2 separate regions of the Homo sapiens genome follow, and region 1 is linked to region 2. A link is an interaction called in ENCODE POLR2A ChIA-PET data of the cell type or tissue named here. Cell type or tissue: PC-9. All regions are shown on one strand.

Evidence for each region. Peaks named below come from ENCODE experiments on the same cell type or tissue, not always from the same donor. Only the 100,000 strongest peaks of a DNase experiment are listed, where the experiment ranks them.
Region 1: POLR2A ChIA-PET joins it to region 2 with 7 read pairs; 1 of 35 experiments calls an interaction of 5 or more read pairs at or near these places.

Annotation. Positions count from the first base shown.
Region 1 is chr1:110,472,993-110,480,992 of GRCh38, reverse strand. It overlaps LOC105378899 (a long non-coding RNA gene), which reads left to right and starts at 7,347. Exons shown (of 2, transcript XR_947699.2): 1 at 7,347-7,428. It overlaps LOC105378898 (a long non-coding RNA gene), which reads right to left and starts at 7,236. Exons shown (of 2, transcript XR_001738181.1): 1 at 7,199-7,236; 2 at 6,911-7,049. It also overlaps the pseudogene CYMP. RefSeq lists enhancers at 2,704-3,204, 3,205-3,705 and a silencer at 2,952-3,246. In PC-9, CTCF peaks have their summits at 2,876 and 3,081; DNase peaks (open chromatin) are centred at 3,312 and 3,662; H3K27ac peaks cover 2,477 bases.
Region 2 is chr1:109,566,268-109,574,267 of GRCh38, reverse strand. It overlaps GNAI3 (G protein subunit alpha i3), which reads right to left. Exons shown (of 9, transcript NM_006496.4): 2 at 489-531; 3 at 231-372. Among named protein-coding and RNA genes, the nearest start is that of GNAI3, 22 kb to the right of the region's middle. In PC-9, no CTCF peak of the experiment used is centred here; a DNase peak (open chromatin) is centred at 3,577; H3K4me3 peaks cover 1,170 bases; H3K27ac peaks cover 3,343 bases.

The DNA.
Region 1 (8,000 bases), 910 kb before region 2:
AAGGTCCCAGCATGCAAAGGCAAGACTGACAGGGAGCTGTTACCCTGGGAACTTGCAGCACTTCTCCCAAGACTCCCTGGGGGACCAATGGCTGGAAGACCAAGGACAGACCTCCCAGAGAGGACGATGAGATGCCCTTGCCCTCCCCTGGGCTCTGACACTCACCTGGTGATGGCATTGACCTCAGAGAGAGCAAAGACTGCAAGGAATACCACAAGGCCCCTCATCCTGGACTGCAGACTGGCCACTGCTCCAGCCAGAGCCCACTCCACAGCCTTTATAGAGGGAGCCAGGTGTCCTGTGGCTGGAAGCCCAGACTTCAGAGATAGCTCCTGACTGTAGGTCACTCCACAAATACAGTGAGACAACACTCAGGATACCTAAGACCCATGCTGATAAGGACCACTCACACCGAGTGAGGCCATCTGTGGCCCTTATCAGCATGGGGCTTAGGTATCCTGAGTGTTGTCTCAGAATATCTGTATTCCAGGGACTTCAAAGTTGAAGGATATACATGCCTGGTCTTCAGCCTGAGAAATGTCAACATAGGCCTCTCTGACCTGCTCCCCACTTGCAGACGGGACTTCTCGAGCCAACACAGGGGAGGCACTGCCAGAAATGTGTTCCATGTTCCACCTTATGCACTGTAAGAGGCCTGTTCCCCACAGATCCCACTCCAACCTTATCTGCCTCCCCTCCCGTGATCTGACTCCACTGGAAGCTGATAGCCTGCCCTATCCATGAATCTGCCCCCAGCCCAATTTTCTAGTGGCAGGGGTACTCGGTCTTCCCTCAAAGTGGCATCTGCGGCAGAGAGGAATTGTTCATTCTGTCATCCCCGTGAGTGGAGCTTGGGGTTTAGAGCACAGAGCAGGTGTGCCCTCCACTCCTACAGAGCACAGTCTAAGAGAGAAGGCAGGCCCAAGGCACATGCACCCCTAGGGACATAGGCCCTGTTCCACGGTGGAAGGGTGCTGAGGAGGGGAGGGGTAAATCGATGCCAGATCACACTGGCATTGGAAGAACGGGGCAGGGCTGAACCAGGAAGGCAGACAAGTGCCCCCACATAGAAGAAGAAGGGAAATATGGCAGTGATACGGTAGGGAACAGCTTAGGCCAGGACTCAGCCTCTGAGTCCCATTGGAGTGTACAGAGACAGCGCCTCAGAAGCACATGTGCAGGGGATGTGTTGAGTAGAGGCCCCTGGAGTCTAGGCCAGAGATTCTCTGAGGCTTGTAGCCAGAGAGAGAGTCAGGATAAGAAGGAAAACAAAGGATGTGGCCATGAAGCTGGTGGAGAAGATCATGTTCCAAGGACCAGGGGAGGCTAACGCTGGCAAATCAGGACTGTGTAAGGGTAAGGTGGGCAAAATAGGAAGGCAAGGGCTTCAGGTCCATGGGAGAGTGGGAGTGCCAGCTGCCCAATGCCTGGCAGGACAGATGTCCACGTGGAGAAGGAGGCCTGGTGGGGATGTAAGAAAGGGTAGGCAGGAGCAGCCAAAGAGGCTGGCATGTGGTGGCAGCAGAAACACCGGTGCCATGGAGAGGGACAGGCTCTGGAGTTGCATACATTTGATTTGCAGGGGCCTCAGGAGGGAACCTCAGGAGGGAGCCTCAGAAGGCCAGTAAAGAGAACTGATGTTTTGTAACAGAATGAGGAATGTGGTGAGATCTGATCCCCACCATGGCAATGCCTCCCACCCTGCCGCATCCCTTCACAAAGCCGAAGGCCAGGTCCCCAAAAGGCCAGGACACTGCCGCTCCTCATGCCCTGGGAAGTGGCCACAAACACATCCAGCTGTCTTGTGGCACCCACCCTCCCCAGATGCCGGGAGCAGAAATCAAAGTCAACGCTAAATAGCACAACTTGCTTCCTGATTTCTTCCCTGAGGTGGCCGCCCTGCCAGGCGCTGCGCCCTGCCCCATGCTGATGGCCCTGCCTCTGAGCAGTGCTTCCTGCCACACAGCACCAAGCGTAATGCATAGTAGGTGCTCAAGGAATGTTTGGTTAAGCAAATGAATGAGTGCATGGCCTTGCCACTACTTTTGAGAAGCAGCCAGAGAAGTAGCAAGTGACATCCTTATGATATCCTGCAGACAAGGAGATGGAGGCTCAGAGAGGTCAAAGGGTTGGCCTGTAATGAAGACAGAGCTTGGAACTATCCTGAGACTCCTAGTCTAACACAATGCACACTACACCACAGGGCCCAGTTGTTTACAAAATCAGGTGTGGAGGCAGCTCTGCTTCAAGCTCACTCCTCCCCACCTCTTGGCACCCCTCAGGATAGTAATATCCATGTGCAATGGGCCCTGTCTGCCGCATCTAGGGCTAGGGCTCTCTGGGATTAGCAAGATCAGGAGGAAGAAGGGCTGCACCACTTTGCCTCGTGTCACCAGTGATCCAACCTGAACCCAGCAACAAAGTCTCCTGAACAATGACCCTGGACATCAGGCTCAGCCAACTCTTCCACTGGAAGGTGACTCTCAAAGCCAAGAATCAAAGATCCCTTAGCACTGGTTGCTCTGTGTTTGTTCACAAGATTGGAGTCAGTCTAACAGCATTCAAGTACACACTATTAGGAACCCTGACCCAGAGGGCATGAAGCATTAGGAGAGCTTATCCCGGCAGGCCAAGAACTGCAAAAAGCTTTTAGGGTGGAGGGTAGGTCATGTGATAGAATTAAAAAGAGTCAAAGAGACCCAAGTTTATATTCCAGCTCCACTTTTTATTAGCTGGGTGCCTTGGAAACTTAGTTAAGCATTCTAAACTTCTGTTTGCTCACCTGTGAAATGGAGATTTTTAAAGGAGTAAATGCATAGTGTCTGACACTAAGTAAATATACCATAAATATTATAGATTTTTAGTGGGCTGAATAATATTCTGAGAGTGTTACGTATGTAGAAAGTCTGTTTTCTGCTTTCTCTTTATCTCATGAAAGGAAAAGCCTGCTCTGCCTTTCTTTGCCTCACAAAAGGTGTGTGCAGAGCAGAAACAGAAGTCACCTGCAGTGTTTTCAGGGCACTGTTGCCTGAAACCTAAGCCCATATGAGAACCCAAGGCTCCCTGGAGGATGCAGAAGGAAGAAGCAAGAGAGACAGGCAGGCCTCAAGTGGCAGGGCCTTGAGCCCTGCTCCCTGGTGGTAGCCCCGGGAAGTGGCAAGCCCAGAGAAGGGTGGCTGTGTGGCCTGTCTGGGGGAATATGACTAAGGCAGCTTCCAGAAGATTAGGTTGGCCCAGACAGGGCATGGAAGCAACGGGGGCTGGGGCAGGGACAAGAAAGACCTGGCATGCTGGAGAGTCACCTGGATCAAAGCACAACAATGGGGCATTGACAAAAATGACCAAGATTAATTTTCCTCTCAACCTTAGGGAGGAAGGCAGGGATAGGCAGGAGGGCCAGTGGGGGAGGAAGGGAGGGATGCACCACCAGCCTGACTCAGCAGCGAACTCTCCTGGACAATGGCCCTGGATGCCAGACTCAGCCACCTCTTTCTGTGCTCTTGAAAGATGGGGGCACACTGCAGAAATTCAACTGATTTACAGAAAACGAAAAGACCTGCTGCTCTGTGCACACCTGAGATTTGGACTAGCACCATGAGCTTGTAAATCTCACATTTTACAGATAAGGAAATAGAACCAGGGATTGAACTGAGTCATTCAGAGTCACACAACTGTAGTCATCTGTGAGTCACATTTGTAGAAAGCCAAACACATGCCAGCACTTGATACTCTTATCTTTGATCCTTACATGACCCTCTCAGTATCTCTGCCTCAAGCCTTTGGAAGAGGAAAATGAGACATGGAGAAGTAACTTGCTCAAGGTCACACCGCTTTGCAGTCAACCCAGGACTTGAGCCCAGGATGGTCACACATGCACTCCCAGGGGCTATACTCCCCTGCCACCTGGCCCCCTCCAGCATGCGGCATCATCCCTTTGGACTTCCTCCTGAAGTACTTTTCACAGTGGGGTCACACATTAGATCCTTCCATCTCCCATCCGATGGTGGGCTCCCTAGTCTCTGTGTCCATAGCAAATGCATAGAAGATGCTCAATAAATTGACTTGAATTATCTTTATTGATGCTCATATCTGAGTGGAGATCAGACGCTTATGTCAAGGTGTTACAGTAGGTAGCTAGCCATGTATGAGTACAGCAGAAGACTCTCCACACACACGTCAGGAGTGTTTGGTGACCATCAGGTGATGGTCAGGCGGTTGTTAACTGTCTCTCTAAAGTAATAATTGGTCACAGCCAGCACCAGCAAAAGGCAGTCTCCTAGTAGATAGAAAACACCTGGAACTGGTGATCAGCAGCTTCCCAATAAGATCTCAGGAGTCGGGAGAAATAATGCAAGATCCCAGAAGTATGCCAATGTATAAAACCCCGAGTCACGAGGTCAAGCCACGCACTTGGTCTCAAGTCGCCTGTTTGGCCCTCTTCCAAGAGTACTTTCCTTCCTTTCCTTACGGCACTAAAGCTTTTTAATAAACTTTCACTCCTACTCTAAAACTGCCTTGGTCTCTCCTTCTGCTCTTTTGCCCCTCACTTGAATTCTTTTTTCTGGGTAGACAAGAATTGAGGTTGCTGCAGACCTGTACAGATAACTACCACTGCTAACAAAACAGGGTGTCCCTGGGCACTGATTTGTTATAGCCACTTTGTGGGTCAGTCCCCAGGCTCAAGGAATCTAGACCAAGGGGAGTCATCCCCCTCCAGCACCAGGTAACCAGTGATGAAATCTTATCGTGGCTTTTCTAAACACTTTTTAGAATTTTTAGAATTCTGCAATTCAGCAAAAGATGACTGAATCATGTCCACACTTGAAAAGCCCCAGAGCCTGAAGAAGACTAAGGGGCCCTGGGGCATTTGCTGTAGGACAAATAGAGAGCAATTGCTCAAGTGGAAGAGACCCCAGGAGGTGGAGACCTAACAAACGTCGCCCCGCACATTTGTAGAAATCCCCACCCTTCTTCTTCCTCCCCACAAAATGGCCACTGTGCGTGGTGTAATGGCCCGTCCACGTGCTGAGGTCAGCAGAACATTTAGGTGAGAATAACTCCCAGCCTCCATACCTGCACAGTTATTTGTTCTGCATTAAGTGGCCTGAGTCCTGGAAACCTCTGCCCAATGCATGATGGAATTGCCAGGTCCTCTTGGGAGAAAGAATGGGGCGTGGGCCCCACCCTGCTCATGGAAGAGCATATTATTAGTTCTGAGAAACAGCAATAGTGAAACCTATTCCTGGTTCCTGAATGGGAAGGGAGAGGGGGATAGAAGGAAGGAGAAGAGGCAATTACCACAACTACCATGCAGGCCTCTGGGCAGGGAGGGCGGCACCCAGCAGACAGAAGCCCATAGGCTGGTCAACCAGGACCTCATCAGGCCACTCCCAGTTCAGGAGCCTTTACCAGCAGAGACCTGCAGACCAAGCTCCTGACCACCAGGAGTCTGGCCCCATCCACTTTCCCAGCCTCATCTCTGCAGCTTCCCAAACAGGAACCAGGCACAAACACTCACCATGCCTCAATCATGACATGCATGATCCTGTCTCCACACTCTGCTCAGTGCTTCATTGAGATTGGAACACCCTCCCCACCTCTCTCCATCTTGGAGAAACTTACCTAATACTTTTTGATGTGTTTCAACGTGACATGCAACTTCTCCCCTCACTGTGCTTTTACCTATGCTATACCTCTGCCCAAATGCCCTTCTCTCTATTTTCTGCCTACCCATCTTCTTCAAGATTCTGCTCAAAAGATATGTCCTATGGGCTGGGCATGGGCTCAGTGGCTCACATCTGTAATCCCAACAATTTGAGAGACTGAGGCAGGAGGATCACTTGAGCCCAGGAGTTCAAGACCAGCCTGAGAAATATAATGAGACCCCATCTCTGTTGTAAATAAATAAAGAAATAATTTTAGAAAATGATATGTCCTGTGTGAAGCCTTTTCTTATATCTCCTATGAGATCAATTAGGAATGGGTTTGGCTGCAAGTAATTGAAAATCTGACTACAGTGGTTTAAATAGCAGTTTATTTTTCTCACAAAACAAGAAGTCCAGAAAAATACAGAATTGGTTCAATGGACACCACTGCAATTCATTTGGCCTTTTCCTTATGGCTGCAAATGGCTGTTACAGCAGCAAACATCGCATCCCATCCCAAAGCAAGAAGAAGGGGAAGCGGGAAGAAGCAGTACCAGCAGACCGCTCATGCCTGATGAACTTCATTTTATAGCTCCCAGCTACAAGGTAGGCCGGAAAATTGAGGATTGCACTTTTTTGTCTGTATAGTGGAAGCAGACAATCAGGTTCTGTTGAGCCCACCCACATTGTCTGCAGTAACCACCCACTCCACCACCAGCGCAGTTTGCTCCTCGGTCTGGGATGTTCTCAGAGTGCTTATCTCACTGCTCAGTGATGGCTTACACATCAGCCTCCCTCTGGACTAAGAACTCTAGGGCAGGAATTTTGTCTGAATTTTCTCTGTAACTCTAAACACCTAGAACAATGCCTGACCTAAAATAAGCACTCAGTAAATGTTAAATTCATCCTCCCATTCACTCAACAGCTATATACAGAAGTAAGCAAATGAGGCCATGGGACTTCCTTCCCAAAAGAGGTCTCCAGTGGCTGAAATCAGGGAGTAAGTGCCCACGTGACCCACATATGGACAGTCAGTGGCCTGTGGCCCACCACAGCAACACCTCCTCCTCTGCCAATGAGGTCACCTGGCCCTTGTGCCAAGCACTGAGCATGTAGAGGTGAGTAAGCTCCTCTCCCTGCCCTCAGGGAGCTTGTAGTCCAGTGGAACACACAGACGTGTAGGCAACTAAGTATAATTCAATGCATGAGTCCTTTCCTTGGCTTACGGACCAGTGCTACTGGGGAAGGGAGAGTAGAGCACTCGCCTGTATGAGGAAAGGCAGGGAGCTTCATCCAGGGATGAGCTGGTATATTGATCATGTTCTCTGATTTTCCATATTCTTGATGCTCTGGCATCTGGGGCCTTGATCCTTGAGAGACTGCCCTCACAGGACTAGCTAATTCCTAGGCATGGCGAAAGACTCCCCTGTGAGCCTGTCTTTGATATACGAACCAACCCACCCACAGCCCACACCCCCAACCCTCTCCTTTATCAAACTCTCAAAAAGCAAGCCAATTTTCTCCCTGCCCTAAACCACCCCAGGGTCAAATACCACTCCTCCAGCCCAGAGTCCGCTGAAATTACTCAAACTATACAATTCTAAGCTTACTCAGAATACCTACCCTGTGTCACCCATTCCTTCATGTAATAATGCAATAAAGGCTCTATGTCACAATTTCCTTTCCCTTGACCACCCCAGACAACTCCCCCCCAACCTCCACCTCCTGACTGACCCCAGTGCTTCCCAATGTGGCCCTACATGCCTCCTATGTCTAGGGGTCTGTAAGTATAAACTTCTTCCTTCATGACAATCATGTCCATGTCTGCATGTCCTACCATACCTAATTAAAACAAACCCCAGGTATAAATTTCAGAACAGCTGGCTAGAAGGGATATAATGGGGCTAGTCCTGGGGAGCATCTAGCACATCCCTAGGCAGATCTAGCCGGGAAACTCAGCTGACAGGTGCTGCACTGATCAAGGTAACACTGAGATGCTGACTTAGATACAGAGTGAGAGATGAGATGACCCCTGGGAGATCCTCCTCCCCCTAGTCTGGACCCTCTTTGATGCTCCCAACTAGAGGACTAGACATCAGTTTCATGATGCTCCTGCCACTAACATTTCAAGCTAATTTGGGAAGTGGTGAGGAGAGATCCAGCTGCCCCCTCAGCAAAGCATCAAGCTTGATCACATAACAATGAATGTTGGCAAGCATGGCCACTGACCAGGCAGCATCCTAAGCCCTTTACATGTATAAAATCACTTCTTCCCAGCCACACACCACCACAATCCTGTAAATGAGGTACTATCTGTCTCATTTTAAGGGAACCGAAGCACAGATCAGTTCAATA
Region 2 (8,000 bases):
AAACCTACCGTGCACCCACAGAATCCCATTTCCTAGGCTCCTCTTGGGGTGGTTATATCTAACACCTGCTAAAGTAGATTGCTAACATTTCTCAAGTGAGCACAAAGTACTTTGCTACATTTTATCTTGTTGCTTAAATTCATTTCCCTAAAACATGAAGCAAAAATTTTGCTTAACTTAACTGTATCTGCTGAATAAGAGCAAGTGAAGAGGAAATGAGAAACACTTACTGCCCTGGCAGCTTCCCCAAAGTCAATCTTTAGCCGTCCCATGGCTCTTATGATTGCAATGATGGACTGTATAGTATTGCTGTAGACAACTACTTTATATTGTTTACATTCATCCTCTGAATAGCCATCCTCATGAATGATTCTTTAAAACAAAGAAAACCACAAGTCAATACCATGGACCTAAAATGAAAAGATACTATGGACTTTATATGCATTAGGAGAAATCCTAGTCTAACAAAACGCTACATTCCAACTTACTTCATCTGTTTCACAATGGTGCTTTTACCAGATTCTCCAGCACCTGTAAGAAAAGAAAACCAGACTTTGAATTTCTCGGTAATCAACATAAAAGTATAATATCAACATGAATGATAACTCTAGATTGATGAAAACCACGGGTCCTAGGGAAAATTTTGGTGAGGCTTTCATGTCTATCAAGAAAATGTATGGAGCTTCTCCACTACAGCATTTTGCTTTCTTTACATAACTCAGCAACCAAGTATAATTTATTGAAAGTGTCCTAGGGCTTGCTTGGTATCATTTGTGTAAAATAGGCATATCCAAGGACAGATGGCAACATAAACTTTTGGAGGAACTCATTCACTACATAAAACATGATATAAACACTGAACATGGGCAAAAATGAAATCATTATTTTTTGGTCTATTCATTTTTATTAATTCCTCTGTTGCTGCCTGCCTATACCACAGAAATGTTCTGAGAGCAATACTACCAGTCACAGGACTAAAGATGTTTCAAATAGAAGCAGAAAAGGCATTGTTCCTATCAATTTCTCACCATATGTCATCTCAAGACCACCCTGCCCTCCTTAGCCAGCTGGAATCACTTTAAACAAATGACCACAAATGTCAAGCTAGCCTTCTGACCTCCTTGACAAATCCACCTGCTAGATCTTCCCTAGTCAACTCATTTTCCTATCTTCCAAGATGCCTATATCACACCACCTCCTCTCTCTCAAATTTTATAAACCCCCTCCCAATTCTGACTCTCAACTGATGATCCTACCCTACTTTTCCATAAAAATTAAAGCAATCAGAAAAAACTACATTTTCCCACAACGACATCTACCAGTCTATCTGTACCTCCATTAATATTCTCTACCTTCATCAATGGATGAAAAGTCTCTGCCAATGTTTTAAAATCAACTTCTCCCCTTATGCACCTTCATTTTACCTACTCAAGGTCATGGCTGCTGCAATTTCCCATGATATTTTCCACATCTCAAATATGATCAGTTTTTTCTTTCCACTGGGTCATTCTCATCAGCATGCAAACTTACTATACTATTTTCCATCTTTAAATCAACACACATACACACCCCTAACTTTCCTTGACCCCACACATTTTCTTCTAGCTACCACACCATTTTCTCTATCCCTCTTTGCAGCAAAACTCCTCTAATGTGCCATCTATACTCAGTGCCTCCAATTTCGTACATCCAATTCTGTCCTTCAGCTATGCTAATCAGGCTTTCATCCCCACCACTCTAATAAAACTACTTCTCAAGGTCTCCAAAAACTTCCATCTTGACAAACCCAGTTGGTCAATTCTTGGTGCTCATCTTAGCCTCTCAAGCAGAATTTGTCTAAGTTGAAATATTTTCTTCACTAGGCAGGCTTCTAGCCAACATACCCTTCAGGTTTGATTCCTACTTCACTCCTCAATCTCCTCTCTCCAGTTTCTGAATTATTATTATTATTATTATTTGAGATGGAGTCCCGCTCTGTAGCCCAGGCTGGAGTGCAATGGTACAATCTCGGCTCACCGCAACCTCCGCCTCCCAGGTTCAAGCAATTCTCCTGCCTCAGCCTCCTGAGTAGCTGAGATTACAGGCGCCTGCCACAACACCCAGCTGATTTTTGTATTTTTAGTAGAGACAGGGTTTTTCACCATATTAGCCAGGCTGGTCACAAACTCCTGACCTCAGGTGATCTGCCCGCCTCAGCCTCCTAAAGTGCTAGTATTACAGGCGAAAGCCACCGCACCCAACCCAGTTTCTGAATTCTAAAGGTTATATTGCTTCAGGGGTCCCTCCTTGGCCCTTTTCCCTATCTAAACTCATTCTCTAAGTTATCTAATCTCATGGTCTTTATTTTTTGGAGACAGACTCTTGCTCTGTCACCCAGGCTGGAGTGCAGTGGCGCAATCTTGGCTCACTGCAACATCTGCCTCCCAGGTTCAAGTGATTCTCCTGCCTCAGCCTCCTGAGTAGCTGGGACTACAGGCACACGCCACCACACCTGGCTAATTTTTGTATTTTTAGTAGAGACGGGGTTTCACCATGTTTGCCAGGCTGCTCTCGAACTCCTGGGCTCAAGCGATCCACCTGCCTCGGCCTCCCAAAATGCTGGGATTACAGAAGTGAGCAATCGCACCCGGCCCTAATCTCATGGCTTAAACACTATTCAAAAACTGATCCTAACAGTTAACATCTAGTGAGTACCCTCGGCCACACTGTTCTAATCACTTTGTTTGTAATAACTAATTTAATCCTCACAATAACCCTATGAGGTAGACATTATTACCCCCATTTTACAGATGAGATAAATGATGCAGACAGATGTCAAGTAACTTGCCTATAATTACACAGTTAGTAAGTGGCAGAACTGAAATTTGCATTCACAGTTTGGCTCCAAAGCTGGTGTATACTGTCTCTATACTAATGATTTCCAAATTTAGATCTCTAATCTTGGCTTCTAACCTTGGCTCCAGATTCATATATCTAAACCATCTACCTGATATTAGATTTCTAGTAGGTATTTAGATTTCACAAACCTAAAATGCTCAAAACTGAGATACTGATTCCCCAACTCACTCTCACCTCAAAACAAACCCTGCTCCTCCCTCAGTCTTCTCATTCCAGTAAATGGCACCAACATTCACCAGTTGCTCAAGCCAAAAATGTTAAATGACATGTGACTAACGTGCAGATAAGACAAGGATGCCAGTGCCAATCTGTATATTAAATATTAGTAAAGCTTAATTTTTTTAAATAAAGCAATATAAATAGTTAATATAATAGTTTTAACAGTTTGTTCCTGAACATTGGAAACCATAGGCCTAGATCACTGCAAAAGCTTCCTAAATAGTTCAGTGCTTCAGACCTTGCCTTTTCTAAAGCCAGTTTGCCAGTCAGTAGGTGGAATAAACTTTGTAAAATGTAAATTAGATCTTGTCACACGATCTTCAATTATACTCAAAATCCATGGGCATTATGGTGCAATATGCTCTGGCCCCTGCCTACCTCTTCACCCTCATCTCTTGTTACTCTCCACTTTGTCCTCACAGCTCTTGTCAGACCAGCATTCTTGCTTTTCCTCCAACATACCAAACCGGTTCTTACTGAGTTAGGTCCTGACTCTGTCTTTCCTGTCTTTGCGTTTACTGTTACCTGAAATAAGTTTTGCAAGATTTTCTTCCTCACAGGAACAGCCTTTTCTGACTAATCTATCTAAATAGCTCCCACCCCGTCACAGTCTCTCCCCTTATTCTGTGTTATATTTTTTCATAGCACTTACCACTTCTTCACATGACAGATTAGCTCATTTCTTATCTTCCCCACTAAAATATAAGCTCCATGAAGGCTTATTCATCCCTGCATTCCCAGGGCCTTAAACTGGTCATGACATAAATTATCTACTCAAATAAATATTACTAAACAATGAATAATATTTAGTAACCATGATTCTTTACTAAATATTTCTCAACTTTACTAACCAAAAGTTAATTAAAATCCAAATATAAAAATTCTAGACAACTACATTCTTACAGAATCAAAAGGTACATTTATATATGATCTTGTCTTATTACATAATCGATAATCAGGGGTAGTACTAAATAGTTAATACTCAAATAGCACATAGTGACTTTCTTAGGATGCTGTTATAAAAAGGTGAATCCTCTCATTCATATCTAAAAAATCCAATGATTCTACTCTGGGAAGAAAATACAAATGCATACCAGTTATATTTTAAATTGCTTAAAAGACAGAATTCCCAGATTATCCATAGTAACAAGAGCTACTAAATTAAGAAAAGTTGAGATTAATGAATTAATGTGTACCATTCTTTTATATATTGAAAACCACATTTCCATCATTCATGTGAGATTATCTTGAATGAAATAATAAATCCATTAATCTCAGAATCAATTTCTACCTATCTCATTAATCCTACCCTATGGATGCGCTGATTAAAAAAAAAAACAAAAAACCCTCTGTTGCCCTACCTCTCTCACATTTTTCCAAGGCTCCCTGAGAAAATGTCAGTTTGCCTTTCCCTTTATTATCACACTAATATCTTCTCCTGAGCTTCCAGTTCCATCTCAGGGGCACTATTTTTAAAACCATCAGTTTATCTAATAATTCTCCAAATTATTGAAACACTTTCTATAACCCTTTCTTATTAGGTCTGGGCTCTTCACTTTTACCTCAACTCTCTGTGCTCCATTGTTCTAGCAGTAAGCTCCCTTTTCATAACATCTCATTGTTGCGTTTTCCCCAAGCTGCTTCCTATGTTCCATCTCCCTACTCCACAACACATGTGGTGTTCAGAACTTCCTAATTTTATCTGCATCTTTTATCTATCTTTTTTCAAAAATGTATCACAAGTTTAAGGAGAGATTCAGTTGCCCATCTTCAATACACCAGGGAAGTAATAGTTGAAATACAAAGAATGGGAAGATGCAAAGGATACTGCAAAGACAGCAGCTATGGCTTCAAAAGGGAGGAACTGAAGAGGACTCTGTATGCAGAAGGGATGGAACTATGCAGGGGGTTAGGATACACAGGGGAGAAAAAGTTGGAAAGGTCCCAGAAACAGGAGGCAATAGGATCCGTTCAACACAGAAGCTTTATCCTTTAAAGGATATCCTATATAAGTAGGAGAAAAGGATGAGAGGTGAAGTCACGGAGATTTTTGAGAATAAAAGGAGGAAGGAAGCCATGTTAGTTTCATTCTCAATAAAAGAGGCAAGGCAATCTGCAGAGAATAAAGGGAGAGGATTAATTTAGAAAACTATCTGGGGACAGGGAATGGTTGGTTCACACCTATAATCCCATCACTCTGGGAGGCCAAGGCAGGAGGATCACTTGAGGCCATGAGTTCAAGACCAGCCTAGGCAACATAGGCAAACCTCATCTCTACCAAAAAAAAACAAACAACAAGAATAACACAAAAAATTAGCTGGGCCTGGTAGCACACACCTGTAATCCCAGCTACTTGGGAAAATCTCTTGAGCCCAGGAGTTCAAGGTTGCAGTGAGTTACAACTGTGCTACTGCACTCAAACCTGGGCACAGAGCAAGACCTTGTTCTGGCAAAAAGAAAAAGAAAATCATCTGTGTTTATCTACAGTTTGGATACATAATCATCAACACTGTTAGACCAAAAAAAAAATTCAACAATATGTACTCTAATGTAGAATCACTGTATTTACCTAAACATGGGGTTTTGTTTGTTTGTTTTTTGTTTTGAGACAGAGTCTTGCTCTGTCACCCAGGCTGGAGCGTAGTGGCGTAATCACAGCTCACTGTAGTCTCAATCTCCCAGGCTCAAGCAATCCTCCTCCCTCAGCCTCCTGAGTAGCTGGGAGTAGCTGGGACTACAGGGGCACACCACCATGCCTGGCTAATTTTTTTTTATTTTTAGTAGAGATGAAGTCTCACTATGTTGCCCAGGCTGGGCTCAAACTCCTGAGATCAAGCAATCCTCCCGCCTCACCTCCCAAAGTGCTGGTATTACAGGGGCGAGCCACTGCACCCAGACACATGTTCTTAATTGTATTTTTAAAAAGATCTCTGAGCAGGTACCAGAGCATATGCTCTCCACCCCTCAATAACATATATTACATTATGGGTATGCAAAGTGAGAGATGGTGATAATTTCTTTGCAAGATAATTTTTAAACAAGGCCCCAAGTGATTGGAATTTGGAACTGCTAAAACAAATAAACCATTATCACATATGAGCAAACTCATTCAGCTCACATACAGACTGATTTTAAAAATTAACCCTGACAGATGGCTAATTCTCAAAAAAAAAAAAAAACACTATCCCCTGAGTCCTTCTCTTTTTTCTCTTTCATTTGACTAAAGCCAGTCCAAAGAAAGTACATGAGTATACTATGTGAATTTCTATTTCTGTGCCTTCAAGCACAATGAATTTCCTCATCTGAATGGGGGTCAATAAAAAATGCTTAAAACAGTGCCTGGCACATAGTAAATGTTCCATAAATGTTAGCTAGCTATTATTTATGAATGCCATTTCCAATGTTGAGAATATCACCAAGTAACGTTAAGGCCTCGCAAAGTTTTATTTAGTAATAACAACTTGGATACTGATGTTGGTTCAAAATTCCAGTAAAAATGGTGTAACTATTTAGCAGTGGTTTCATAATAATAAAATCCTAGATAGAATCTGAATTCACACACTTAAACTGCAACTTATAACCTAAAAGTTACAGCAAACTATAATATATCAGAGCATTAGTCGTTTTCTTCACCCTATCCTGAAGAACAAAAATATTCTCTTCCTTAAATGTATTTTCAGCCCCAGATATTCCTGTCTACTATCGCCTCTCCTTTTCAACCATTTATACCTCTATAGCTTTTCCTTGAACCTTCCTCACAGGTCTCTCTGCACCACTACCACCTGAGATAGCAGTTATTCCAGGGGTACCTGAAACATCTCCTCTTCCTTTTAAATACTGGTTTCTATATAGAAATCTTAAAATTTTTAATAACAGGATTATAATTAGAGTATAGTCCCTCTTCCAGAGGTCTGGACAGCCAAGTCCCAGTATGGCACTATTTTTAGATAACCTTTTAGTCAGTGCTAGACCAAGACTCTCTCTTCTACGGGCCCCCATTATCAGACATATAGGAACATATGACTAGAATAGGCACAGACAGCCCCTCCCTCATGGCAGGCTGAAAGCTTGATCAGCAAATAAAATTGATTTTTTTGCTAACTTATTCTCACCTTTCATTTACAACAGGAAAGAAAAAAGAATTGTGAGTATCTACAACTAAAGATCATAGGAGTAAGTCCATTCTATTTCCAATAGGAGTACCTACTGCTCCCGGTTGATTCCTTTTAGTAACAGGTATAAGTATGTAACTCTAAAAATTCAGAGTAAGGTTATAAATGACATTTCAGGCCAGGTGCGGTGGCTCATGCCTGTAATCCCAGCACCTTGGGAGGCCGAGGCGGGTGGATCACCTGAGGTCAGGAGTTCGAGACCAGCCTGGCCAACATAGTGAAACCTCATCTCTACTAAAAATACAAAAAATTAGCCAGGTATGGTGGCGGGCACCTGTAATCCCAGCTATTCAGGAGGCTGAGGCAGGAGAATCGCTTGAATCCAGGAGGTGGAGGTTGCAGTGAGCAAAGACCGCGCCATTGCACTCCGGCCTGGGCAACAAGAGCAAACTCCATCTCGAACAAACAAAAAAGAATGACATTTCATTCAAACGGCTTTTCAAGGTACTATACTTAATTAAAAAACCAGTTGCTTCTTAGTTCAATAAAAGAAAAGGCTAGAAGAATAACAGATAGGAAAAACATCACTGAGCAAATAAAAAAATTTTTTTTCAACAAACATGTCTCCTACATGCCTGAAAATGCTGAATATGGTGACTTCAAATACAAATAAGTTTATGGACTTTACGGTCTGGTGGGAGAAGTTACAGATCTATTTTTCTTGTGAAATTACTAAGTTTCCTTAGCCTACAATCTCAAAATAGTTTTTCA